3 separate regions of the Homo sapiens genome follow, and regions 1 and 3 are each linked to region 2. A link is a loop called in an ENCODE intact Hi-C map of the cell type or tissue named here. Cell type or tissue: IMR-90. All regions are shown on one strand. Each heading gives the region's core, and the rest is flanking DNA. Links, peaks and the distances in the headings are about the cores only. Region 1 has its middle 120 kb from the start of LINC01571. Region 2 overlaps SALL1 (spalt like transcription factor 1). Region 3 has its middle 55 kb from the start of LINC01571.

The links. A loop is a pair of places that touch in the nucleus more often than their neighbours do. Peaks named below come from ENCODE experiments on the same cell type or tissue, not always from the same donor. Only the 100,000 strongest peaks of a DNase experiment are listed, where the experiment ranks them.
Region 1: it touches region 2 in a loop (4-fold over the local background); 1 of 110 quality-filtered maps calls a loop at or near these places.
Region 3: a loop joins it to region 2, with 7 times the contacts of the local background. A loop is called at or near these places in 1 of 110 quality-filtered maps.

The regions. Positions count from the first base shown.
Region 1 is chr16:51,874,605-51,885,348 of GRCh38, reverse strand. No RefSeq gene overlaps it. Among named protein-coding and RNA genes, the nearest start is that of LINC01571, 120 kb to the right of the region's middle. In IMR-90, for the core only: no CTCF peak of the experiment used is centred there; DNase peaks (open chromatin) are centred at 3,438 and 4,388; H3K27ac peaks cover 2,236 bases.
Region 2 is chr16:51,141,679-51,149,666 of GRCh38, reverse strand. SALL1 (spalt like transcription factor 1) reads left to right here. Exons shown (of 3, transcript NM_002968.3): 2 at 7,522-7,988. Among named protein-coding and RNA genes, the nearest start is that of SALL1, 5.6 kb to the left of the region's middle. In IMR-90, for the core only: a CTCF peak has its summit at 3,302; a DNase peak (open chromatin) is centred at 3,246; H3K4me3 peaks cover 286 bases.
Region 3 is chr16:51,812,460-51,823,203 of GRCh38, reverse strand. No RefSeq gene overlaps it. Among named protein-coding and RNA genes, the nearest start is that of LINC01571, 55 kb to the right of the region's middle. In IMR-90, for the core only: a CTCF peak has its summit at 4,658 (motif pointing left); a DNase peak (open chromatin) is centred at 4,643; H3K27ac peaks cover 249 bases.

The DNA of each region.
Region 1 (10,744 bases), core at 3,164-5,663, 730 kb before region 2:
TTTGATTAAGCATTTTGTATGTGCTGAGAATTCGATTAAGTTCTTTATTTCATATCTAACTGGAAAGACAGACCCTTAACTGAGAACCGGATGAATGATCATTTCAATTTAAACTGGTCTACCTCTTCCGATTCCCTACCTTGTTGTATTTCAGGTGTTCATCAGAGTTAGGTTTCCATAAAAAAGAAAGTGTTAAATCTGGGTTCTTTTGTCACAGTGCTTGGTTAGTGTTTTTTTTTTTTTTTTTTCTGAAATCCATTTTTTTAAAAAACACGTTACAAAAGAAAATACAGTGAAAACCTCATTTCTCTCATATTGCTAAGCTCTAATTGCCTCCCCAGGATACTGGTTTCCTATGTCCTCTATTGCATTATTTATGTACAGTCAGGCCTGCTATGATTCAACAGATAACCCCTAAAGATCACTGCACTCTACAAAATCACACAGCAAAAACAGCAGGTCTGATGGGGAAAAGAGGGGCACAGTTACAACACTCTAAAATATCAGCGGCATATTTGAAAAATAATAAACACCATAGGAGTCTAGTAAAAACAGCAGAACAGTTTTACATGTGTTAAGGGGTTAAGAAATACATACATACTACAATGAGCATGACATTTTACCTTGAAAAAGAACTATATTTTACTTATAGAAATGGATATGGAAGAATTGTAGCTTGCAAGTTTCTAGGAAGTAATAGAAGGAGGGCTACCTGATGGAAACTTCAAACACCAGATGTGATAGGTGTAGCTCATAACACAGCTGAGCTGAGGGAGCTGGTAGATGTTTGAGGTATGTGTGTGTGTGTGTTTTGGGTATTTGTCTGTGGCTCAGATAAGTTGGGTACAGTTTTCTGTGTTCAACTAGTGTTTCTTGCAGAAGGCATTATGCATTAACAAACACAAAATCTGCATTATGTTCAAATTATTACCTATTAGATAAATCACACTAGAAAAAAAATTTGTGTTCTCAAAACAAGTATTATAGCACAACTGACAGTATATATGAAAATATGTCTTTTACTTTCAACATAAACTTTAATGTAGAGCATCTTCTTTTCTAAACTTTGAAAATACATCAAAATAGAAAAGTTATGTCACCTATCATTCTAAAACAATCACACTTATTTTTGAATACTTTTAAGATACTTTATTTACATACATGGTTAACCTTGTCTTAGAGAGAGTGTCTACCAAAGGAAATTGTTGAATTAAAGTAGAGTTGTTTCAGTGATAAGTGGTAACGCTTTCTCAAGAATTACTTTCATTTTAGATGGAAAGAACCCAAATGGCCACCAAATGATGAATGGTTAAACAAAATGTAATCTTGTCGTATAATTCAGCCACAAAAAAGAATGAAATGCGGATACACTCTGCAATATGGATAATCTTTACAATTCTGTTTTCCTTTTCAGGTCTCAGAATAGCAAGGCTTTATTTTCTCTCTCTCTCTCTCTTTTTTTTTTTTTTTTTTTTTTTTCTTGAGATGGAGTCTTGCTCTGTCATCCAGGCTGGAGTGCAGTGGAGCGATCTCGGCTCACTGTAACATCTGTCTCCCATGTTCAAGCAGTTCTCCTGCCTCAGCCTCCCGAGTAGCTGGGACTACAGGTGCCCATCACCATGCCCGGCTAAATTTTTTGTATTTTAGTAGAGACGGGGTTTCACCATGTTGCCCAGGCTGGTCTCAAACTCCTGAGCTCAGGCAATCTGCCCGCCTTGGCCTCCCAACCAGGATTACAGGCATGAGCCACTGCACCCGGCCTATTTCACAGACTTTTAATTTTCCCATGGGTTCAATCACAACAGAGCAGAGTTATTCAAAGTCAAGTCTCTAATATTTGGCAGTCTGTGTTTAAATCCTAGCTCTCCCAATTATTTTTTATGTGTCTTTGAGCTAGCTAACTATACCCTTCTAGTTTAAGTTTTATCATTGTAAAACAGGAATATTTATACATATAATGGGAATGCTTTTAGTATTAAATGAGATGATACATAGAAAGCTCTTACCTCTGTGCCTGACATATAGTGAATGCAAAAAAAAAAAAAAAAAAAGAAAAAAGAAAAAAGAAAAAAAAAGATACAGCTGTTTTTAACTCAGAAGAAATCTATCTGAATCCAGAGTATGAGAGCAAAGTGTCTGAATTTTCTCTAGGTTTCTTTCCATATGGGTGTTTGTTGAATTCTCTTCTGGGTTTAAAGCTGGTGCTATGTCATGGCTTTGTCTACCTGGGACTTTTTTCTGCCTTCACTACCTATGATGCACTATGATGCTACTCAAAGCACTGTGATGTTTTGAGTATATGGGATTTGTGAACTGTTACTATCACAGATTGTCCTATCTTCTCTTCATTGTGGCTACTGCCTGGGTTCAATATATTAATTCCAGTCTTCCATCTCCTTTTATATCCAGGTATTCTCCAGAAGTTGTAACCTATGAATAGAGATCAAAGGAGAGTCATTCATAAGAGCTGATGAAGGAGTTCCACAACTCCAGCTGTTGCAACTAGAAATACTAATGTAAGTAAAGAGAACAGTTTTCTGATTGGTGCAGTCCTTGGAATTCTGAACCAATGAAAGAGAGCAAAAATGGGATGAGAAATCTTCCTATCCTTGGTCCTTTAATCCTGTTACATGCCTTTATGCTCTGGGAGGTGCTTCTAGATTCTGCCTAATTCTTGGCGGACCTACTTCTTGGTGGTGGGGGAAATTCTTGCCTTCTGTGCCTCTGCTGTTTGAAGGTAGAACACCTCTTCCTTATTTACAATACTCTTATGTTTTTGGTGTTTTTCTCAAATTCAGGACCAGCAGAAAAATGGTGGAAAGTGAATGCATGTGCTTTTTGTTTTCTGATGTCTGGTGAGGACTGGGAGTTCTTTCCAGGGGCAGATTGTCTGACTTTTGCAACATCTCACAGAGGGTACTTTCAAGGGGAATTAGTAAAATCAGAAAATTTCCAGTTGAACAGAACTTTAAGAATTACCGAACCTAAGCTAATGCCTGGTGTTCAAATTATTTTAATAACATCCCCTTCATACAATTTGTGCAATTTCTTCTGCACTATCTTCTTGATACCAATCTCACTAGCCATCATTATAGTCCATTTCATTGTCAGAAAACTTGCTGAACCAAATTAAAATGTGTCTTTTATGTATGACCTTAGAGGTAAAGGAGAAAATTATTATACAGTCAGGAATCTGCATAGGAAACAGAAAATACTCTAGGAATTATAATCAAAAAGGCCTTTAACAAAAGGAATTAAATACTTTCAAAATTATTGAAAAAAATGGATGGTTCAGAAGTTGAGGGATTGATATGTTTTTTTTTTCTAGTTTAAACTTTTGTTGAACTATAATGTGCATACAGCAAATGCCATTAATATTTTGGCTTCAACATCACCCGATAGGAGACTGCGTCTACCGCCAGTTCCTGCAGCTGTCTCATACCCACAAATGTGGTCCCCAGACACTGGAATCTGCAATCAGGCAACTACAGACACACATAGCCATTGTAGGTTGTTTGTCAGCCAGTCTTGCTGGAAAAAAAAAAAAAAAAAAAAAAAATTCTGCCTACTTTCTACCTTCCAAATCTCCCAAATCTAATTTACAGAGCACAAGTCACATTGAGGGCTATGGTCGCAAGTTGGTCTCAGAAAAGTTGTTTTTATCTTACCAACCTCTGTGTTATAAGGGTGTATGTAGCAGGGCATGAGAATGCATGGCAAGAAACAATAGACCATATGAAAGAAGTTAAGTTCTAGATGGACAGGCTTTTTTTTTATTAACCAAAAATATTTCTTCCAATGTCTTGGCCCATATAATGTATAATAGTCATGAAGTTCAAAAGAAAAAGGCACTCGATTAGTTATCATTATCTTCTGAATAGCAGAAATGTTTAGCCATTTTAAGACATTAACACTTGAGCTCAAAATACTTTTACAGATTTGCATTAATCAATTTTCAAGATCTGATGAGTACAGAATTATAGGGTCCTGAGATTCAATAAAGAAACTGGGGAAGGGCAGAGAAAGGAGAATTAAATGATAATGAATATAAATGAGATCTTTTCCTCAAGAAAGGATAGCTCCTAAAGATTACTTTAGGAATCCGTAGAAAAACAAAGGCAAAGAGCCCCAGTGATGGGGCTATCATGTAAAGTCTCAAAAGCATTCCCCGAAGTGATGTGTTCTTCAAATTTTTACCGGTAGACCTGGGAGAGACACGAGAGGCCATCAGGAGCAATTCACTATGACCACACTTGACCAGTGAAAAATAGAGTGCAATTTATGGTATGCCCAGGACCTTTGCCTGCTCCGTTCCCATCTCTCTGGAGAGCAGCAGTGCAATCAGGAAGTTTATTCCCTTGTAAACACACCTTATTTTTAACATCTTAGTCATATTCAGCTGAGTTATCGTTGCTTATGTTATTCAAATGACTCATTTCCTCTTGCAGCCTGCAAATATTAGACATGAACATATCCCATATCTGTCTTATTCCCTATAACCCTGAGAACCATCATTTAGTTTATCCAAAAGAAGAGTTTTAGAGGAAAATCATACCAAAGGCCAACATAAAATGCAAGAAATGGAAAAGCGAATTGCACATGTATCTTTTTATCTGAAGCCTCCACACACGAGAAGGGTTCAGCTCGTGTTCTCTGTAAAATGTAGATGGATGGCAGCAATAACATCGGATATAGGAAAAAAAAAACAATCAAATCACTGAGTAGTTCACATTCTAGATATATTATATCAGGATGGGGGGGCTCTACCTTCAGGCATGTGTTGCCTTTCTCAAAAGGCTTCTGAAATGTGTCCATGCATCCTTCCCTTCACCCTGTTTGGGCCTGATTCGACACTGCAATTCACATATTGTCGTATATTCGGACTGCTTTCTTATCATTCCATGAAAATCTTATGCTCATTTATACATTTTCATTTTTGCTTTTCATATGCTGGTGGGTTCCCACCTAAATTCCCTTTACCTGGCCAGTGCATCTGGCCTTAGCTGCTGAACTTCTTGCCCATAGGTTACCCCTTCACTTGAAGGGAGGGCCCATGACCACTGATTGACTCACGGAGAGTTCAAAAGACCCCTTGCTTTAAAAGGAGGATATTCTACATTGCAATTAATGCATTCGAATCTGTAGTTTATGCTTTCTTTTTAGGGAACCTGATCTGAGGCACTGCTAAATAGGTTTTTTTCTTTATCTGCTTGAAACTTTGAGTCCAGACACTTTCTGCTTCCCCAAGGTAGTAAAGGTCTGGGTTCATTTCCACTAACCTTCCAGAAGTCTTCCCTGATAGTTTCAATTCTCTTCTCTGTTCAGAGATGCTCTGTCATTCCCAGGTGGTGATACTAAGTTGAGTGCTCTCACAGATGCTGTCTTGTGGGGTCAACTGCCAGTTTGTCATATATATAAACTGTAGTTCCCTCAGGAAGGATTGGTAGAGGTATACAATGTGCAGCCCATAAATGGTGTCCACCTAGCTTGACTTATAAGAGCAGTTGATTACTACCACCCAGTTGCTCGTCAATTCCAAATCAAACCAACCTGCACCCTTCAATAAGTCAGGAGCAACAACTCTGCTTACCTAAGGAGGATCCCTATCCCCGGTCACTGCAGGGGCTTCTGACAATGTGGAGCAAAGAAAGGGGGTGGACAGAATTACTGAGCTTCAAATAAACACAAGTTCATGTCTTACCAAGCACCTCATCTACACATGAAAGGAAGGCTGAGCCATCCCATGCTGCTTGTAGCCAACTGATTGTCAGGAGGAGTTGATTTTTCAAAGTGGACATCCACAAACTGAGGCATCTGGCCTAAGAAACTGAGTCTAGGATTAAAAGAAGAACATGTACAAGAGACCTCACTTGGAGTGTGCAGTTTGGTTCTTTTAGAAGAAACGTAGGAGGGCCCTTTGTCAGAATAGAAACAGTTTTGCCCAGAGTTTCCAAAGCTATGCTCTTTGAAACATAATTTTCTCTAGGTAAACTGAGAACATAAGATTCTGTCTTCAAGTAAATTTTGAAATCTACACACTATAGCCAATGGATATGTCCAAAGGGCATTAAAGGCTCTGAAAAGTCCTGTAAGTTAAAAAAAATCTGTCTAACTTTGTTTAATCTAGCATTTTTTATTTTTATATGAACACAGAAGAAAAGTTATTCTACACAGCTATTTATTGTGGAAATCTTTATGGACATTCTGGGGGTGGCAATTATGGTGTTGGGGGATAGGGTGAGAGCTAGTGAGGTCCCGGTCATCTGAGCCCATGTGAAATTTGCATGAAGTCATTCTACATTGGTGAGGAATTGAGTACAGGGCCAGTAAACTGCCTTTTCTTTTTGACATTTACTGGGAAGATAATCATTTGGCTACAAGCAGCATGGGATAGCTCAGCCTTTCTTTCATTCTGTAGATTAGGCACTTGGTGAGAGTTGAACTTCTATCTATTTGGAGCTCAGTAACTCTGTTCTCCTTTTCTCTTTCCTCAGTTGTAGGAAGCCCTTGTGGTGACTGGGAATTGGAATCCTCCTTAGATAGACAGAGCTGTTGCTTTCTGCCTTCCTGAAGGAAGGTTTGGTTAGGGGATGACCAGCAATGGGGTGTAGTGAAAATGGAGTCTATTTTATTACGAGGACTATTTTATTCCCATTCTTCAACATGACATTCCAAGAATTACATAATTTATTCCTCACAAGCATCATTAGGATCTACAGAACAGGTGTTAGCATCTTTCTACTTTATAAGTGAAGAAAATGAGGCCCAGAGAGAAAACAACTGTCTTGATTCATTTGTACTTCATCCAGTTTCCCATCCACTTATTTACTCAGAAATATTTATCAAGTACCAACCCGATGCTGGGTCCCATGCTCCTGCATTTATCTCACATTGGTTTTGTTCTATACAGAAAATGAACAACCATGTCATAGCAGGCAAGGTGCATGGTCTTGCCAGAGTAGCATGATGGTGTCCAACTCAACTCAACAAACAGGAGGAATGTCCCCACTCTGGGCAGGCTCTGGGTCCAGGCCATTTCTTAGGAGACTTTTAAAGATCTGAAAAATCTAGAAACAGATTCCTGCTTCTGTTTTTGTGGGCTACTGTTCAAACCAGTTTACTTTATGTTTTCCTTGAATACAAACATTATTAAGTCTTAAAAGGTTTATACTGTTCTAAATTATCTAAACTATCTCAACCAGGTTTAAATTAGGTAACTTTAGCTCAAGAGTAGAAGATGGTGCAACACTGAATCTTCTCTCTTGTATTTCACATAGGGGAGCAAGTTCTTGAACTTCAGAACTTATGTCTGTGTTTAGGGAACACCATAATAACTGAAATAAGTGCTTATTTAGAATAAAAATATCAAAGGCAGTTGCTTGCATATGGCAGGTCGTTAATTGTTGAATAACTTAATGACTAATAACTTCGTTGTGGGAGGCTGTTCTGTGCATTGTAGGATGTTTAGCAACATCCCTGACGTCTACCCTCTAGATGCCAGCAGACTGCCCAAAGATGTGACAATCCAAAGTGTCTCCAGACATTGCCAAATATTCTGGAGTGGGAAATATTACTCCCAATTGAGAACCACTGCCCTAATGTGCACTGAGCGTACTGAGTGGTCATTCATTCTTGGACCCGTGCATCAGGAAGGTAGATAAGGAAGTTGAGCAAAGTGTGAGCAGCTTGCTGAAGGTCAAGTCTAGAGTTAGCTATATGGTGGGGGCTAGAACAGGAGTTATCTGCCTCCAACCTTATGCCAGGCTATTTGTTCCATAGTGACAATGACTTTCACATGAGTGGCTTCTGCCAGATTCGCAGCCCTTTGCAGCTCGATGTGAGAGCACAGTGAGGAAAGGCATCCTAATTCCCAAATGAAGAGGCCCATAGGAATCAGACCTTGGAGGGCTGTGTTGTCCGCTTTCTGGTTTCATCTAGAACTAGAACTCTCTGCGCATGAGCAGCCCAAACATGAATATTCCTCCAACAGTCCTACCCTGGTTAGCCATGGCATTTGGAGATAGTGGTTAATGACAAACAAACTGCACCTTTTCCAGACTCCAGATAACAGATGGTCAAATGGACTCTCTTAGGGGTGGCAGTTTGACTGTTTCTTCTCTCCCTTTCTCTCTATATCCACGTATATCATGACTTGAGTTACAAAACATTGGCTGGGCAAGGCTTGGGGTTGGTAGGGAGCCATGGGACCTAAGCCTCTGTTTATGACACATGTCATATTTCATGGACCACGTCTGGACCCCACCTGCCTCCTTAATCTCCCTGGAATGCTGCTGCTTCCTCTGCAAGCTGCATTGTGTTCTGATGACTTCGGTGGGTACTGCAGTTTCCAATTTCCTAACCTTTCTATTAAAATTAATATTTAGATTTTATAACTTTAAAACTGGAAGAATGATGGAGGCAGTATTTGATGTTTATGTCTCTCAGTCACGAAAATGCTCCCCATGTCACTTATGCCGGGCCACACACATGTAGTCACAATAAATAGCATTTAACATGTTTACAGTACGGAGAGGATGAGGAGGACTTCTGTTTTTATATTGATGGAGTCAGCTGGGCTGGGGATACTATTGTTTACAATGAGCTACATTTTTTGTTGTTCTGATTTACCCTCAAATTAAATCTTTATTTCAGAAACCAACCCCAGGGAGTCTCTGTAATGAGAGAATGTAATAAACAGCATTAGGAGAGGGCCCGTAGCTGCTGCTCCCTGGTAATTAGTCCAAATGTCTCAATCAGAGTGGTTTTCAAAGTTTTATGGCTGCAGTTTGGTCACAGGTTTATTTGTAAAAAGCTGGTTTGGCATTTTGTTCAGCCTGGCCTTTGCCCTCTAGGGAGGGAAGCTGGGGGTCTGGTCACACGGAACGGGACGGGCAAATCAGGCTTTTAGGTTTGCTTGGGGGCCATGCCCACATTTCTCGTTGCCATCTGTTTCCAAATTGAAAATGATCTGAATGTAAAGGAATTGAGAAGGGGAAATAAATATCTGGTCTTCTTTTGGAGGACACGCAAAGGAAGGCAAGGGGCCGAGGCTGGGACCCAGTGTGTGGGAGTGTTCTCATGAAGGCGGGGCCGCGGCCCTGTAAAGCTCTGCAGGAGGGGAGAGGTCATTAAAATGCCCCGGTGCCCAATGCACCCCGTGTCCCTCAGTTTGGTGGGAAGAAGGAAGCCTGGACCTTAGCGACACTCCTACCCCCAAGCCATACAGAACCTCCCTGGGGGCCTATAAGTTGCTGAGAGCTCTAGCCTGCCTAGAGAAGGCTGCCCTTCGAGGGGCCGGAAAAGACACAGCAGCAGTGCTAGCTCCAGGCAGCCTCCCATTCACTCTGAGTGGCTAAGCAAGGCAGCGAATGCAGACAGGCCGAGCCGGCTGCTCACTGTGCAGATTCTCCTGCTGCCCTCTCTCCATAGCATTTGTTTCGTCACTCAGTATTGGCTGAGAACCATAAGTGTTGAGACACTTAGCCATCTTATTTTCTGTGCCAAATGGCAAAATCCCCAGAGGCCCGGACAGGTAGGAGACTCCATAGGGCATAATGGATGGATAATTTAAATCAGAAAATCCAGAATGTCTGGTGTCTGTGTTGCAAGCCCCTCTGCTTGCCTCTAAGTCACTTAGCCTGGGTGCAGAGGTCCCACTAGGTCCAGGGTGAAGGAGAGAAAGGGAGGAGGGACGGGAAAAGTGAGCGAGGGAAGGCGATCAGGTCACAGGGTGCTTCCTTATCCATGCTGCCATGTTATTTATTCATTTTCAAATAACATTTGTGTAAGACCTATCTTCTAAGGAACCATCAATCATTGAGTCCAAGCATCTGCAAACATTTTCTGTAAAGGCCAGATAGTAAATATTTTATTTAAGCTTTGTGGGTCGTACAGTCTTTGTGATAACCACTCCATGCAAAAGCAGCCATGGGCCATATGCAAATGAATAGGCACCACTGTGTTGCAATAAGACTTTACATACAAAATCAGGTGGCTAGGCAGGGTTTGGTCGATAGTATGACCACCACTGATTTAACCATTAATTCCGTCTTCTGAGTTAATTTTGCTCTTTCTTTAGTTCTCCTCTTCCTTTCTTCATTCCTTTCCCCTTTTCTCTATGCGTTCCGCCCTTCTTCCTTCTCTCTCCTCCTTCCTTTCTTCTTTTTTTCCTTTCTTCTTCCTTTTAAATTAAGACACAGAGAACACAATGATAAGACGGGCATGGTCCTATTCCTCATGAAGCTAATTGTAGGGAATATTAATCAGTAAACAAATCACACACATGAAATATTGTAGCAAACGATGCTAGTTATGCAGCATCCATCTCTGTTTCTTTCCTACAAGAATCCCAATTTCATTCTGGGTGACAAAGTCTCAGATTAAAAAAAAAAAAGTCAATTCTGCTTTTCTTTCAGTGACAGGTGGCCATGTGACAGATTCTGGCCAAGGAGACATAGGCAGAAATTCTTGAAGACCAGAAATCATTCCCAAGTGAAAAAAGAGGCCCCTTTTGCCTCTTTGCTTCTTGGTCCTTTTATTTTCTTTTCACCTGGAATGCTGCTACAATTCCTGGAAGCACAGCAGCTAGAATGTAAACATGAGGATAAAAGCCACGTGCTAAAAATGGAAGCAAGAAGGTAGAAGGAGCCTGGGTCTCTGAAAATATTGTCAATTCTTCATATCAGCTCTGGACTGCCTTCCTCTGAACTTTTTGTTGCATAAGGAAATAAACTGCTTATGGTTT
Region 2 (7,988 bases), core at 2,015-4,514:
GACTTGAAATTAATTAAGAAATGCTTTACAATAGCCCTCCTCCCGGCCCCCAGTGTTTCCTCAAGCTTGAATCCTTACCCACGGCCTCTGCGATTTCTCAGTCCGCTGAAAAGAGCCCCTGAACCCCGCTTTCCACCCCAAGCGAAAGCGAGCACGCGGGGTAGATGGAGGTGAGATGACCCAAGGCCGCAGCAGCTGCGCCGAGTATTTTTCCGGGTTTTCTCAGCTTAGTTTCTTCTGCTTCCCGCAGTCACACTCATCTTTCCTAAAGTTTCTGGTGAGACCTTTTGCACCGGAAAACTGTTCAGGTTAACAGTTTGTACACAAAAAAGCAAACTAGAGATAAGAGAGCATTATATAGTGTGTTTTGTAAATTTGTACTGGTTTTCTACATTTAAAAAAAAAAAGTCTCGGCCTTCGAGGAGAAATGATGCGTGGAAGATCTTTGCCTTTTGCCTTCAGTATCAGGAATTTTTAATAGTTAAGTCTTCTCATAAAGCAATAATATAAAAGGAGTTCACTACCTCTTACCATTATTCTTTATTAGTACTATTTTTTTCAATTTAGTTTATTTGAGCTTTGAGGTAAGTTAAGTAACTCAATCAAGTTTCCTTTCTTTCTCTTTTCTCTCCTTCTTTTGATTTCTTTCTCTTCCTTCCTTTCTTTTTTCTTCGCAAAAGCTGGTACATTGTCCTAAAGAAGCAGTAAACTGTTAGGGGCTCCCTAGGAAACACCCCCTCCCAGCCTTCTTTCCTCACCTCTCCCCACCCCCTCCTCTTTTTCTTCAGTAGTAATGGTTTTAGGTTATGACTGTTTTTACATGGTTGAACAATAAGTTTGGGAGAAGTTGCCTAGAGGGTAGATTTTGTAATAGGGTTTCAGGATTTAGTGTGTTGTAATAATATTAGTACACAAGTAATCCTCCCCCAACGCTGGACATACAGGAGGGCCTAACATACTCCAGTTCTTTTATTTGGGAGTAGTTCTGAAATAAATGGCATTGAAAGTTCATGACATAACTCAAGGTTACCTTTTAAAAGTCACCTTTTCTGCAGTGAGTTCAGCAATCTCATTCTTCTCCCCACATATAACCCATACTTCTAGGAGTAGCTGGATTTTCTGTTTTGTTTTGTTTTTTACGTAAAGAAACATTGTTATATTTTTAGAAGGCAAGCCCCTTTTCAAACATTCTGATTACTTTTTCTTATGTCTTGAGATGGTCTTTGAAATATGACAAATGAAATATGAAACATACCAAATTAAATCTAGTTCATGCACTTCTCATTTATCAGCACCTCAGATTGTATGACTTCTACCCAGAGTGAGACCTAGAAAAGTTTGTAGACCTAAGTTACAGGAGCCCTAAAGAAGCAGCTCCCAAAGCTGAAAGCAGCTAGGGCTGCTTGGTGTTGTGTGTCCTGCCTGTGTGTGTTTGAGTGTGTGTGTGCTTACAAAGAAAATCCAGACCATGCTAAGGAGCCACACAGACAGCTTCATCTGAAGCAAATGCAAACAAAATACAAAAACAAAAACAAAAATGAGTATTTGGTCGATTTCAGGATGCTGGTATTTTATTTTACTTTAGTGTACAGCTGCTATGCCAGAAACACTCTAAACTTGGTAATTTTTCTGCTTCTTATGAAACCAAGATTATGGCAAATATGACTTGTCTCCTAAATGATATTCAACAAGTCTTGAATTACTTGCAGAAAGATGACTGCTACTGGAAAGACTGTTTATCAAGTTAAATAATTCTGAGGAAAGGGAATATTACAATCTAATGATTTTATATGTGGGCTCTTTACTACAAATTGGGATTTCAGTTATGTGTTTTGTGTGCGTAAGTGCATGTGTGCATGTGTGTGTGTGTGTGTGTGTGTGTGTGTTGGAGTTCTTCCTTTGGTGGCGTTTTTAAGATTCCTGTAACTTCTACATGGATGGCCCATTTAGACTCCATTCATTTATTTAAAAAGTATTTTGGTGCTCAGTTTTTTCAAGGAAAAGATAATATTGGAAGAATGAAACACCATGAATTGCAGATAAAACACTAACAATCATATGAAGTATCATAAAAATTCCTCTTATTTATATTAATAATGAAATTCTATTATTTAACCGAAGTAATTTGCTCATTTTGAGCAGCTTCATAGCAACACATTGATCTCTGGGCCCAAAAGGTTAGCGAGAACTGTAATTAATTGCTTTTTTTAAAAAAAACCAACACCTGCAAGATAAGGCAGTTGGAAAGAATTCATGTTTAATCAGAGCTGTTTTAAGTTTGTCATAATGGAAGATTCTGAATGAGAAAATGCAAACTGTTTTTTTTGTGATTTGCTTCAGGCCACACATACTTTGTAAAATATTAAAAAACAAACACATAAATGAGCAAAGTCTAGTTAGGCATGAGGGTAGTATGTGTGAAAGTGAATATGTGATACTGAATGTTTTGTGGTTTATTTTACATCACATTTCCCCTAGAGTTCATTGGCACAAGTGCCAACGTATAGGTTCTTCTTTGGGGGCTCTATTTGTTTTCTTTATACTTTTGGAGGTAGCAAGTTGTCTTTACCAACAGAACCTTTTAGAAGGTAGAACTCCACATTTTTATGGTGGAGATCTTACTGGGGCAGAAATAGGCAGACTGGTTAAGTTTTTGAAATTGTCAAAAGCCAAGCTCTGTGTAGGAACTAGAATAAACTCCTTCTACAACCTCAACTAGGTTTTTCTGAGACACTTCTTGGTGCAGATAGCACCAGAATATTCCAAAAATATTCTTAGATTATTAAAACTGAAGTAGTTTGGCAAAAGAGGTGGAAAGTTAACCAAAGAACTAACACCCCTCCCCCCAAAAAAGAAAAAAGTTTATGTGCCAGGCTTTAGAAAACCTAGATGTGTCAAGCTGTTTTAACCTTTGCTAGCCTCCTCCCATGCAAAGGTGACAAGGTCCAGATCATAATATGTCCTTCAGTATCTTCCCAGTGACCCCCAAATTGAATCCTGCTAGTCACTTAGCAGGAAGTTAGTAGTTTATTTTAGTTTCACCTTATCAGCTTGGCGTCTTTTCCTAACCTTATTCCCCTGTCACCCTCAGATGCCAGACCCCCAAAGGGGAAGATTGACAGGTAGTTCCCATAGCTCAGTTTTACCCTCAAACAACAGGGATTTAGTTTCTTGTGCCTTTGCCAATGTTTATGTAGTCAAAGTTTAGATCTCGCCTTAAGGAGTCTCTTTTTTACGCGTCACTGCAATAGGAAAGCCACAAAGAAGTTTTTGAACAAACCCTTGCAACTGGAACCCCATCTAGTGTTCAGTTTGATTCATCCATGGGAAAGACATTTTCCCCTTTCATTTATTGTGTACATTAGGTGGGCTTGGATCACTATTTTAAAAGCAACGCCTCGTCCATGTTGTTATTTTTTCAGAGATTTCACTTGTATTCTTCCACAAGAGAATACTCTAATCCCCGTCAGAACAGTGAGTGAACTTGAAGGGTACCAGGAAATTTGTCATTTGGTGGCATATCACATAGAGGAAACTTTAGACATCACAGAAAATATGCACAGCATATGTCGTAGTGTTTAAAATTTCTTTGGAATCCTAAGTTGGATTCAGACTTTTCCATTTGGATTCAGACTTTTCCCAGGTCGATGCAGAAAAAAAAAAAAAGAAAAAGAAAAAAAAAAAAAAGACCAATCAATCAAATATGTTTGTGATAAAAAAAGGAACAGGCTGTTAAAATTAAGGACTCCTAAACCACTATCATGAGAAATTCTATTAGGGAGTGTAAATGCAATCTTAAGATAATGGGAAGTACAGTGAAGTGTCTTTCTGAAGAGCTCCAAAAAAGAAAACTAAACCTAGTAGAGTAAGGTGGTTGCATTTGTTTTTTGTTTTGTTTTTTCCCTTCCTGGCTGGCTAAACCTTTCTGTGTGGGACATAGTTTTATTTTTATTTTCTCAGTAGACAGATATGGTAGAACACTTCAATTTTCTGCTTCCGACTCTGCAGTTTGGTTCAGATGATGAAAAACTGACAAATTTGAATTAGGCATCAGGTACCTAAATAGTACAACAGGAACTAAAGCATCTGGGATTTTAGTATAAATTTGGTGGAGGTATAAGATCACTCTTCCCGCCCCCCCAACAAAAGGCCCAGAAAATTCCAAATATCTGTTTGTGTGCACATACTTAGAAAACCACTGCTTCTTAAATTTTGCTATCTGACTAGGGTTGCTTACAAAATAATCTGTATGCAAAATCCATAGAAAAGGAACAGGAATGTTATTTTCACCATAGTACAAGGAACAAGGCAACTGTATTTACTATAATGGGGTCACCAGTTGCAATCTTGTGTAACAGATTACTGAGAGAGATACAAGATAGCAGACAATCAGAAAAATTAATTATAACATGTTCGTGTGTACGTGTGTGTGTGTGTGTGTGTGTGTGTATGTGTGTGTGAGAGAGAGAATGTGTGTGTATGTGTGTGTGTGTATCTTACTACAAATTAAAATATTCCCTTTGGTAAAGAGTCCAACTAGTCCTCATGTTTTGTCTTTTTTTTTTTTTAAGTAAAAGACTGTTTCCTTGGAATTTTGTTCCGAATGCAGATAGATTTCAAGTTAAGAATTATTGCAGTGTAGCGACACCTGCTTTTGAAATAAATCAAAATAGATACCAGTATTTTGGGGATGTGGGGGTGTTCATAAACATCAGGAAATTAAATTAGTTCACTCTACAGTGAGATCAAATGTCAGCTTATTAAAAATGTTGTGAAAACCTAAGCTAAAATATGGACAACTTTTTAACACAGTCTCTTAAAAGCAAGCAGGCATTTGCATTTATTTTTAAACATCTATATTTTCCATCCAGTTAGCACAATCCTAAATATAAAAATGTTTAGATTGAAAAACTTGAAAATTCTCAAGTGAGTCTCGAGGCAGCACAAATGCAGAATTTGAGTGCAGGAAAGTAATAATCAGCTAAATCCTGTAAAGTAACCTTCCTTTTATTTTCTCTGTATATTATGAGAATATCAGATGTTTGCAAGTTATAAAGAATTAAAATCTCTTTTAATCGTGAGCACAGATGTGCTAAATATTTGAAGCAACTACATTGTAATGTGTACAATTGATGAAGTCAGTTTTCTGATTTCCCTTGCTAGTTATTTAGTTCTGAATCTGTCATTATTTGTCTAAGCCCAGCTGACCAAGCAAAACTGTGTTTTAAAGTGGCTTTATGTTTTGATAAATGTGAGCTGGTTGAAAAGTATTTTCCACTGAATGCAGAGCTTAATAGAACATGCTGACATAATAGTTTTAATGCATTTTGTTGAAAATGTGTGAACAAACAGAATAGCTTTTGTTCCTTCATAATTGGCTGTAAAAGTAGATGGAAACATAACCATTACATATGGAAATGTGCAAAGAGAAAGAAATAACATTTCTGTTGAATATATTAGGAATTGCATTTCCTAGTTTAAAATAAGCATCTGAAATGGATGCATCATTTAAAATTGATTGTCAAAATAAGAAGCTTTAAAGAGAATTTTTGTCACATTATTTTTGTCCCAAGTTAAGCAATATAACTTCAGCAAATTTCATCTAATATTTTGTTTATATGATTTTAAGGCAGGGGAGAAGCAGAAAGGGCTTAAAACAGCACCTTCCATGTGCATAGGAATCCAGTGCCAATTAGAATGCTTAAACATTAAATTAAAACCAAATCATTATTGGTATTTTCTGCTGCAACTAAGATTTGTTTGGTGGTGTTAATGCATCTTGCACTATGCCCTTGTGGAGATTAAAAGATGGGTATTAGGAAAGCTAGCTTGTTAAGTATAACTTAGCTACTCAAATAACACTCCCAGTGAATAAAGTGTGCGTACGTTTGGCATACTTCACCAGGGATTCTAATCAACTTCGGCATCACTCAAGGCAAATAGAGTTAAGGAATTTCCAGAAGTTAGTATTTAGGTATTAATTTTATTTTCTGGAATGCAAAACTAGTCAAGTTTTTAAAAATGTTTACTACAAAAAAGCAAACAGCTGACCCTTTCCAACGGACTTTTAAGTTTACTGAAAAAAGCAGCATTTTGATTTTACATTTATTCATATCTGCAATTACTTTGTTTTCTGCAAGTTTTCTGGGAGATTCAATTTGGAAGTCATGGAAACTACCTATTATCTGATTCAGTTCTGCAGAAAAGCATGCAGGGAGGTAATCCTTGAATTAAACAGTTTTTTTTTTTTCTTCACAGCCTTCGTAGATGACCACACACCATTTGTACAACAGAAGTTGGTGTTCCCCATGCTGGGCAAACAATGGGAAGCCATCCTGTCTTTGAATAGGATGTTAGCTTGGAGTTAGAGATTTTTCTGTTTAATTTACAAATGGATCTTAGTGAGAAGACATCTGAGCAACCAATGGAAACAAACATGAAATAAAGGGATTTTTATAATAAAATGTTCAGGACAATCTGTTAAACGATTGATAACAGTTAAGAGCAAACTGTTTTTAAAGGCATTCAGACAAGGAGAGCTGCAAAGCATTTTCAAACTCTAAACCAAGAATTATTTCTTAGGAGATGGGAGCACTTCTCAACTGCACATCCTTCTTGAAGTTGATGTTTAATCAGAAATGTAAATCTTGTGCCAGTTTTTATAGACATAGAGAGCACTTTTGATGAAATATTTAGAGGCATAATGTTGCCATTCGGAGCATGGTGGCATATATTCTTTGATTAGTGGAATGGTAGCCGGAGTTACATCTTTAATTTTAAAAATAAACATGCCATGGGGTGATATATAGGTGCCAGGCAAGCCTTGTAATGGATTAGGATCATTGTGTTTCTCTTCATTGTGTGTGTTGCCATCCCTTTGTGTTCAAGTGAGTTTTGAGGAACGGTCTGGAGGATTTGTTACTGATGTGACTAAAGTGCGTTTGTCAGGGATCAGACTTAGCGCAGGTTCGAGGTAGGGGCTTGAGGTGATTTTCAAGTTGTCAGTCTACAGCTTGGTGATATGCATTTTTTTCCCCCTTGTCAACAACTGATTGGAACCTGAATGACTACAAATTAGTTTAGTGACAGAACAAACTGTCACAGATATCTTTGAGTCGGTTGAAAATGAATAAGGTTGACAGAAACTCAAGAGCCTAATAAGTCCTCAGAATGGTTTGTGGACCCTCTCCGGACAAGTAGACAATAAGGTGTATAAAAGATTGGAAATCAATATTTTGCTATGGAATTTCATCATGCACCAATGTCTCCCATTTGTAGTATTTTATATTTTGATGAATTATATGAAGGCCATGACTCTCTGAAATACCGGATGGATAGGAATTCCTCCATACCCTTACAAATTAATTATGGATGTTCTTAGGTAATATTGATTGGTTTTCAAGGGCTACAGTTTTGAGTTTTGCAGGTGGAAAACCATTGATTAGCCTTTTTTTTTTTAAGTCATAGGTGACTGTGTGTCCTGGCCCCTTTTCTAATCCTGCACCTTTTTGACATTTGTAGGAGACACAGAAAAGGGTCAACCGAGTCGCCCTACTAAGAGCAAGGATGCCCACGTCTGTGGCCGGTGCTGTGCCGAGTTCTTTGAATTATCAGATCTTCTGCTCCACAAGAAGAACTGTACTAAAAATCAATTAGTTTTAATCGTAAATGAAAATCCAGCCTCCCCACCCGAAACCTTCTCCCCCAGCCCCCCTCCTGATAATCCTGATGAACAAATGAATGACACAGTTAACAAAACAGATCAAGTGGACTGCAGCGACCTTTCAGAACACAACGGACTTGACAGGGAAGAGTCCATGGAGGTGGAGGCCCCGGTTGCTAACAAAAGCGGCAGCGGCACTTCCAGCGGCAGCCACAGCAGTACCGCCCCAAGCAGCAGCAGCAGCAGCAGCAGCAGCAGCGGCGGCGGCGGCAGCTCCTCCACAGGTACCTCAGCGATCACAACCTCTCTACCTCAACTCGGGGAC
Region 3 (10,744 bases), core at 3,287-5,786, 670 kb before region 2:
AAACAAAAACAAACCATTGTCAATGTTCTCTCACTGCCTACAGAATTAAAATCAAACTTTCAAGAAGGTATTTAGGCCAGGCTGTCTGTAATTTTACTCCAGTAGGCCTTCCCAGTCTTAATTGCCACCCAGTTGTTCCAGACACTCTAGATTTCTAGATCTTGTCCACACACATCTGCTTTTCTTCCATGTGTAGCTCTTTCTGCCTAAAATACACTTCCTTCTCTGTCTGCTTGTCCTAATTCTCTTTCACCTTTGTGGCCTGTGGCAGATTGCTCACTGCCTATCCAATATCCTTTCTCTCTTCTTTCTTATCAACAGAACTTCAGTTGTGTTCAGTATATCCAGCTAAAAATGTGAAGCAACTAAAACGCTCCTACATAGCTGGTGGGTATTTAAATTAATCCACCGACTTTCAGTTTGGGAATTTCTTCCCTCTGTGCTTTTGAGCATGGCCATTTGACACACTTTTGGCCAGTGAGATATGCATCAGTGGAGATCTGGCTTTCCTGAGACAGCTGCTGCCTCTTCTCAGTTCTTGCTTCATCCTTTGTTGTGTCTGAAATGTAACTGATGCCCAGAGGTGCCACAGCCATTCCACCACCATGAGCATAAGAGCTACATGTCAAGGAAAGTGGATGAGGGAGGTCAAAGAAGCCTGGGTTGCTGCTGGTGCTGCTGAGCTGTGGTGGTTTCCCCAGCTACAAGGCACTATCTATCCATCTGCTCTAAGAATCTTTCACTTCCCCCAGTTTGGACACACTGCTCTTTGTGACTTGAGTAGCACCTTACCTGCCCTGCTTCATGTTACCTGGCACAATCCATCCTATGATGTGCCTACTTAGGCACATGCTGTATTTACTTTCCCAATGAGACCCTGGGTCTCTGAGACATGTGCCCAATGCCCAACCCAGCCTCCACAGGCTGAGCTCCAAAAGGGTCTCAAAAGCTGCCCAGTGTGGTGGAAAGTATTTGGGTGTATGCCTGCCTGCCCCAACCTCTTGCCAGCTTTGTAACCCACAGCAGCCACATAACTCAGGGACTAAGTTTCATCATCTGATACATGGATATGATATTAGTCCTTACCTCTGAGGATTGTTTTGCTGTTAATTAGGATAATCCGTGAAACATATCAATCTCATAGTAACTGCTCAGTAACTGTTGATGGTGATAATAACCAAATGATCGCCTCCCCTCCTTCCCCTTCTCCAATCCACTCACATCTGCACAGTCCACATTCAGAAAAGTTTCAGTAAAAGTAGTTCAGATGCCTCTTAATCTTTTCCCCTGACATGCAACAAGGCCAATAAGGTGGGAAGGGTGGATGATGACCATAAAATGCATCTAGGAGGGGCTTCTCTCCTCTTCATGGTGTCTATGCCTTAAATGGCTTCTGCCTCAGCTGGGAAACCTAATTCAAAAATTCCTTGGCAGACTACTGTTTTACATTTCCAAAGTACACATGAATTTCCTAATCATTTCAGAGGTATGGACCAATGGCCGGGTGATAATTTTAGAGACTCATCTTTGTACACAAGGCAGGTTAATCCCTAAGCATTTGGTGCTCATGGTCTTCCCAGTTAGGATTTTTTTTCCCCAAAATTTTTAATTCACTACCCAGCTCTCTAAAGTTCAGAGCTAACACTGTATTTTTACCATCTAGTTGCCTAATTTAAATAAGCAATCTTACGTCATTGTGCCTCAGTAAAATGGGAATAAAGACAGTACTCCCCAAGCTGTCTCTCTGGCTTCAAGTTTCAGCTAAAACTTGACTTCACCTTCGTTGACTGCCCTTTACAGGGCAGTGTTATTGAGGAATGGATAGGCTGTGAGCTCCCTGATGGCATCTGGACCATGTATTGTGTTCCCTCTAGAGCCAAGAACACTGCCTGGCGCAGAGGGGATGCTTGGTAAATATTCATTGTATCACTAAATGAACAATCTGTTGAAAAATCTGATTTGAAAGGACAGAGGAAAACTGGAATTGAATTCATTTCTGGTTCAGTTTGCATTCAATTACTGATTCAGTCAATCAATATTTACTGGGTATCTACTATAATCCAGGCACTGTTTAACTTCTTGGTTTGTATTAGAAATATAATTTCTAATCTACTAAGGTCTTAACCCTGCATATGCCTTAGAAAAGTAAAATGTTTGACTTTTCTAGAATTGGGCAGGTAAAAGCAATGGTTCAGTTTTACAGCATCTTGAAGAAGCCTTTTCAGCCAGGTTCGACCCAAATTTGCTTACACATGTTACCCACTCAACCAAACGTGTAAAGCATGTTGTTCTCTGAGCTCTTCTATGTGATCCAACCCTATATATTATATTACACTTATAAAATACCATGAAGCCCTTATGAATTAAAAGATAATTAGTGGTTCAACACACACAAGACATTAGGCTCAAAGTGTCAAAAATGTCATGAAAGACCATAAATCATGGTCTGCTTGCATTGATCCCTTATAGAGTTAGTTTTTAAATCATCTCTTTAACACCTTGTAAATGTACAAACAACGATGGACCCAAGGGAAACTTTAATATGTTTTTCATACATATTTTAATTTCATCTCAAAGTGCTAGCTGCATAAAAATTAAGTCAGACTCACAAAAACTCATTGATTTCCTCAGGATAAAACCCATCTGTCCAAACTAATTTAGAGCCTTTTTGAAGCCGTAAAGTTAGTCCTGCAACACTGAGGTCATTATGGGCATCCTGAGCTGGAGGAACTCTTGTGTAATTTTAAGAAGGCAATTTTGTTATATTTACTGTATTTAAATACAGTGCTACTTTTCACGAACAAAAGCCTCACTGTGTAACTGTATTGAAAGTAAACCAGAAGCTGTGAAAAGCGAGATCTGTTCTTTTCCTTGTGATTAATGCACCTTTCTGCCAAAATTGAGACTTCTTAACTGAGCTCATTTAATACAAAGTAAACGAATTCTGCTCTTTGGATTTGATCCTCTGGTTAAACCCTATAGATAAGGCTTTAACAGTGAATAGCTTTTCATTCTAAACAAAGGATGTTTTGATAGAAAGGTCAATACAAAGGTCTTTTATATTGTGATAACAGGAAAGGGAAATAACATATTAATGGAAACCCATGCCATGGTGGTCCAGGCTGGAAGGACACACAGAAGTAAAGACCATTCGGAAGTTAGAGAGGAGTTAGAGACCCATGGCCTCAAGAAGCCCTGGCCTTCTTCTTTAAATCCACTTCCAAAGGGCATTGTCTTTTATTATGCACCAAGCAAAGTAGACTGAAGAAGATCACAGTGCAATTTCAGGAAAACTGGAGAGTTACAGTTGCATTTTTCTCCACCCTGCCCTTAAGGACCAAGCCATGCAGAACATCACCCCTGAAACCATAGTGATGCATAGCGGAATTTTAGGATGATGGAGATTTAGGCATTTGAATAGGACAAATTAGCTGAAATTTCTGCTGCATCAGGATGCACAAGATCAGGAGTTCCAAGCTGTGACAGCATCACCCTTACAAGCTAGGAGGCCTTTTCTTTGTCCAAGTGAGGCTTCTTAGTCAGCTCTGCCCAATTTCTTAACCTTGCCCAGCAGGCCAGGCATATTCCTTTCTTCTTACTTGCCACTTTAATTTTCTTTCTCCATTTCCCAAGGAAAGTTTCATCATTTTATATATATATATATATGTATATATATATATATATATATATATATGTATATATATATATATATATATATATATATATTTTTTTTTTTTTTTTTTTGAGACAGAGTCTTGCTCTGTCACCCAGGCTGGAGTGCAATGGCACGATCTCGGCTCACTGCAACCTCTGCCTCCCAGGTTTAAGCAATTCTACCTCAGCCTCCATAGTAGCTAGGATTATAGGCGCACAATGCCACAATCGCTGTTTGTTTGTTTGTTTGTTTTTTGTATTTTTAGTAGAGGCAGGGTTTCACCATATTGGCCAGGCTGGTCTCGAACTCCTGACCTCAAGTGATCCTCCTGCCTCAGCATCCCAAATTGCTGAGATTACAGGCATGAGCCACCGCACCAGGCTAGGTTTCATAATAATCTAACCTAGGAGCTGGAACCTTTTTGTGCCTACCTCAGAGGGAAACAGGTTGTATTTGTTTTTTGTTTTTAGTGAGAACATCCCTATTTCCTTAAGAAGTTTCTGCTGATTATGGGAAACAGCAGAATTGAAAGGAGTAAAGTGAATTAATGGACAAATTGGTGGTTAGCTTAACTCATTTCTCTCATTCATTTATTCAACAAATATTTATTGAGCAACCACTAGGTCCTAAGGATCCAGCTAGATGTTAGAGATACACATATGGATTAGTCAGTCCTTGCTCCCAGAGCCAGAGAAAGACAGACCTATAAAAGGAGAAATCAGGGCACAGTTGAATGGAAGGCAAAGCTTTAAATATCCCTGGCCTGGCTGATGGCTTCCAGCCACTGCACTGGTCTGCCAGGACACTAACCAACTGACCAGTACTGACAAGGGTAGGGTTGTTTTGAATTTTTCATCCCCAAATGCTTTGAAAGTTTTCTTTATCGTGTCTTATAGAAGAAGGAGGAGAAGAGAAAGGAGAAAATGCAGTAGTAGGTCAAGTATTTGCAATAACCAGAGTTCAATGTTTCCTAGAGAGACTGTCTGGTTCCACAGTGCCCCCTTCTGGTAGGTTGCCATGGAGCAACAACCAGTGAAAAGTCTACGGAAGCAGGAGCTTCTGTTTACCGGTACATTACATGCATCACTGAATCCTCTCATCAAGTCTTCGGGGAAAGATTGGTATCATCTTCATTTTACAGATGAGGTTCATTCAGGTGCAGTGACCTAAACAAGGCCATACATCTTACATGCACCTGGAGTCAGGAGACAGACCCAGCCTAACTGGGTCTAATGTGTGCTTAAACACTCCATCTTTCTCCTTTTATAATTTATTGGTCAATCAATCAGCAGGTGCCTACTCCCCATCAACACCATGCTAGGCACTGGGAATTAGGGCTTTCCCTTCTCCCGCTTCTTGGGTATTTTCAAAGACCATAGGATGCTGGCAGAAAAAGGAAAAATCACAAGCTAGAGGGATCTGGTTCAGCCAAGAATTCATGAAGGCAGAGCATGATACAAACTAATACAATCCTAATAGCTGGGTTTGGTACAGATGGATAATAAGAAATATTTTATTTTCCCCAAAATATTCTTCCTGACAGAGTCTCTCATGTTACTGCGCATCCTTCAACCTCACTTACGAGAAACAGCATTTATGTGCACTGACTTCCAAACATGGCGCTAATCATTTGCTGTTTTCCTATTGAAAAAATCAAGTATTATATAGAGTTAAAAAGCAGACTTATTATTTCCTATTGTATAGGGCAAGATAATAACACATCTGTCTTTATCTATATTGGCGTAATCTCATTAGACAAAGTTAATAAAAGACATTGAAGAAACGAAAGAACTCAAAACAGAATTACCATTCAGCCCAGCAGTCCCACTACTGGGTATATACACAATAAAATATAAATCATGCTACCATAAAGATACATATATGTGTATGTTCATTGCCGCACTTTTCACAATAACAAAGACATGGAATCCACCTAAATACCCATCAATGGTAGGCTGGATAAAGAAAATGTGGTACATATACACCATGGAATACTATGCAGCCATTAAAAAAGAATGAGATCATGTCCTTTGCAGGAACATGGATGGAGCTGGAGGTCATTCTCCTAAGTGAACAAACACAGGAAAAGAAAACCAAGTACTGTATGTTCTCATTTATAATTGGAAGCAAAACAGTGAGTCCATATGGACACAAAGAAGGGAACAACAGACGCTGGGGACTACTTGAGGATGGAGGGAAGGAGGATGGCAAGGATCAAAAAACCACCCATTAGGTACTATGCTTATTACCTGGGTAGTGAAATAATCTGTCCATTTGTGGCCCTGAACCTAAAATAAAAGTTTTTTAAAAGGCAGTCTGCTTGAATGTTGAGCAAGATGTTTCCTAATTCTCTTCCAAGGAGAGAAGAGGCTGTGATAAGTACTCTTGTAGCTACCATGCTCCTCCTTACTGATTCACTCTGCCCTAAGTCTGTCAGCTTCCAGGGCCAGCCAAGGCCTCTGTCCCTACATGACTAATCTTCACTGTTGTTATAAACAATGTCCTACACACCACACAAAAAGTCCTCAAGGACCATCTTTTCCTGCTGATTGTCCTCAGCAAGATTTCAGAGCTCAATGGGATCTTATCTCTTTTTAAAATGAGCCTTAGGATGAGGGTCTGCATAGTGTAGAAATTAAGTTCACACACAGATCTGAGATTGAACCAGGTCAGGCTACATATGTATTGTGTGTTTGAAAAGTTATTCTTTCCCTTCTAATACTTTTAGTTTCCTCTTCTGTAAAATAGATGCAATAATACCTATCTCAGGAGGACTGAATGGGATAATGTGTGGAAAGTGCCTCTTAAATGACAGGCAGTATGTGATCTCAAAGTAACGATTTAATTCTTATCTATCTCAGAGATTATGACATCTTCCTGGAAATACCCTGCAAAAGCTTCTAAAGGATAAAGAATATAGGCACCTTACCCTAAGCATCATTTAAAATCAAGTTTGCATTAGAGAAATGCAAACCAAAACCACAATAAGACACCAGCTCACACCAGTCAGAATGCCTATTATTAAAAATGTCAAAAAATAACAGGTGCTGGTGAGGATGCTGAGAAAAAGGAATGCTTATACAGTATTGATTGGAGTGTAAATTAGTTCAACCATTGTGGAAAACAGTGTTGTGATTCCTCAAAAACCTAAAAATAGAACTACCATTTGACCTAGCAATCCCATTACTGGGTATATACCCAAAGGAATATAAAACCTTCTATCATAAAGACACATGCATGCGTTTGTTTATTGCAGCACTATTAACAATAGCAAAGACATGGAACCAACCTAAACGCCCGCCAATGATAGACTAGATAAAGAATATGTTATCACATATTTAACACATACCATATAATATATATTATATATATAAAGCATAATGTTAACTTTATGAATATCACATGTGTTAATTTATTTTGTGGTCAAAAACAAATAATTCAGATATTTATGTTATTTTATTTTGCAGAGACATATGAATAGCCAGCAATTTTCATAATGCACATAATAATATCATACCACATATTATCATTATATTGCATATTATTCTTCAGTAATGTTAATTTTCTCTGAGAAGTGATATCTCTCTCTTCAGCTCCTCAAACTCTCAGATTTTAGTATTATCCCAGGATACAATTTTAAAAGATTTTCTATTTTGAGTAATATCTTCTCTTCTTTTTCAAAAAGAATTTTATGTTTTGAGAAGAAAGATAAGCCCTATAGAGTAAGATGAAATATAAACAGTCAGATCAGATAAGCTTCATGGACATCATAGGTCTTTATCTTGGTTTATGAGCACTTTCTGTAAAAGCCTCTGAAATATGACCTGGTTATGAATTGAGGTTAGAAGCAGGCAACTGCGAGACCTCTGTTTAGCTTTGGGTGATATCATGGCCACGGCCAGGATGCCGTAATGCCTAGTTAATATATTGCATCTAACAATTCTAATTTTTATGTATATATTTCATTTTGTAACTGCAGTAAAACACTCCAAGCATAGCATTTCTGGGTAATGACTCTATTTTTGAGCCCCTTGGGATCAGAGGGGTACTATGTGTAAATTAGAAAAGCCCTTATAGTCTTAAGATTTGCTCCTGCCAGTAAATCTCAGTTCAGATCTGTGATTAGGGTGAACAAGATTTAAATTGAATCTGAAATCATTCATGGTTCTCACAGAACCACACTAGAGAAAGGGAAAGGGGAGGATTTTGAGGATCCTTCAAAACTTCCTCCCAGCCTAAGCAGTTCGGAGAAAGAAGTGAATACAGAATTTAAAAGCATGGGCCAGGTGCAGTGGCTCACACCTGTAGTCCCAGCACTTTGGGAGGCCGAGGCAGGTGGATCACTTAAGGCCAGGAGTTCAAGACCAGCCTAGCCAACATGGTGAAATCCCATCTCTAATAAAATACAAAAATTTGCAGGGTGTAGTGGCACATGCCTGTAATCCCAGCTACCTGGGAGACTGAGACAGGAGAACCGCCTCAACCCGGGAGGCAGAAGTTGCAATGAGCCGATATCGCACCACTGCACTCCAGCCTGGGTGACAGAGTGAAACCCTGCCCCCCCCCAAAAAAAAACATGAAGCTGCTTCAAGTGCCCATTTCATCCCTGTGTGGACAGATCTCAAACAATTGATTGTGAGCTTGAGATGAGGTGAATCGCATCTTCTGTGGACTGGAGAAGTTTGCTTTCTCCCAGCCAATTCAAAACGTCTGGATTCTGAGATAAGGTGAGTGGAAATTCCTTTGGCACTCTCTAAGCTGCCTCCAACTCAATCCAGTGAAAGTCAAACTCAGCATTACTATTTTTTTCCCCTCTGTGCTGTAAAGTCTGAATTCTCCAAGACAATTTCCTAAACTGTTTAGGTCTCAACCCTCACAATGGCTGCTCCCCATTTCTTCCAAAACTCTTATTCACTTGTTTGACGCATCTATGTGTTAAGTTGTTCAGGAAGAAGCATTTAACATCTAAAGCCCATTTCATTTCTTTCTTTTTCTTCAAAAATATCTTGAAACATCATTTGTTTTTTCTTCATTAGAAAGAGGAAATGGTGTTTTATCAAAGGTAAATAGACTTGAACGCTGATGGGTTGAAGTTCTGTTCACCACTCAAAGCCCATAAGTTTGATTAGGTACTAAACTTGGCACAGAGAGTCCTTCATTCACCCTGTCAGCCAAGTCACGCCACTGGTCTCAACTTTTGGAAAATTAATTACCTACATGTTGCTTGTGAAGCCTGTGGGTAGCTGACTTATTTGATCACAGCTTAAGCAAATAGGAATCTACTCTTCATTCAAATTCAGCTAAAAGTAACTGAGATGTTAAATCTACTGACTCTATTTTAAAACCAGATTTGAAAAAGATTTTGTTCAATATCTGTGGAGATGAAATCTTATGGCTAGAAAAGAATAAATGACATGTTTTATATTAGACATATGTATTTGTATCAATTAAATTATTGAACTTTGGTTGTTTTAGGAACTAAACTTAAGAGAAGAATTCAAATAAAATTCTGACCCACCCACATCTGAAGCTTTACCAACTAATAATATTTCGATGTATAGGTCACCATAACAGAGATGCTATAGACAAGACATAGTCTCCAAGTTATGAGCACTTGATTTACAAAGGCACCAATGTGTTAATTTCTGGCCATACTCTACACCCATGGATCACTGGAAAACGGCTCGCACTTTTCTTCATACCTCCCCACCCTCCCAAAAGCAGACTAGCAACTACGCTGTCCTGGGCCCATCCTGCCACCTGGTGACTGAGACAAAGCACTGCTTTGTGCATTGCTTTTCATTCTAGTTCCTTTTTATTTCCCTACCCCAGTCCCCAACACTTCCAACCAGGGATATCATGTTCATGTTCTCATGTTACTTTTCTTTTGCCTTCATTTCTCAGTTAATGCCAACCTCACAGTATATTTTTTTCATAACACATACACACTTTAGTTTTGTTTTACTCCATGTCTTCATTCCTGCTTCCTTTCAGTGTTTATCCATGATCAAATCACACTCTTCCTTTTTCTACCACTCTTCTCATTTTTGAGTCAAACAGTGATTCTCTTCAGGGCTTATAATGGCAAGAATGATTGCACAACTTATGTAACTGATGTTTAGAACAGCAAGGGAGAAGAGAGTCTTTTTTCTTCATGGAGCTTATGTTCTGGTGGGAGAAACAAACAACTTATATAAATATAATTAATATAATTTTAGTGAGTGACAAATGCTGTGGAAAAAATAAGACAGGCTCAGGGGATGTAAAGTGATGAGAAGCCCCAATGAGATACCATTCACCCTTCGGGTTGCAGAAAATGTCTGATAATGGTATGATATGTTACACTATGTGTTGACAAGAATATGGAGCAGAACTTCTTACCCACTGCCAACGGGAGTGTGAACTGGTACAAGCACTTCAGTAAACAGCTTGATATTATGGACCAAAATGGAACATGCACATGGCCTATGATGCTGCTATTCTAATCCTAGAGAAAAACTTGCCATGCCAATAACATGTCCAGAATATTCATAGGATTGTTATTCATAACAAAGATCTGGAAAAATCCAAATGCTTACCTATAGCAGAATGGATAAAGTGTGATATTGTCCTATCACAGAATAATACATGCAGTGAAAATGAATAAACCGCAGCTACACCCATCAATATGGATGGTTCTCAAACATGTTACATTAAATTAATAAGCAAATATAGTATGATTCCATTTATGTGAAGTTCAATATAAGCAAAACTAAACAATGAAATGTTGAAGGATGCATACACCTGTGGTGAAGAGCAAGGTCACTACTAACATGAAACTCAGCAGTGTAGTTAATCTGAGAGGGAAAGAGGGAGAAGGTTGGTTACAGGCCCTTCAGAAATTCCAAGGTACAGCAATGTTCTGTCCATCAGCTGGATTTGGGATGCACTTAATTCATCCATTTTAATGTATTATTATTTAAAATGCATATATTAATTATGGATATATTCTTTTATATGAGTATGATGTACTTAGCAGAAAAAAGGTTTTGTAGAAAATTATCAGAGTACAGTTTAGCTAGGGATGTCAGAAAAGGTCTCCTGTGGAAG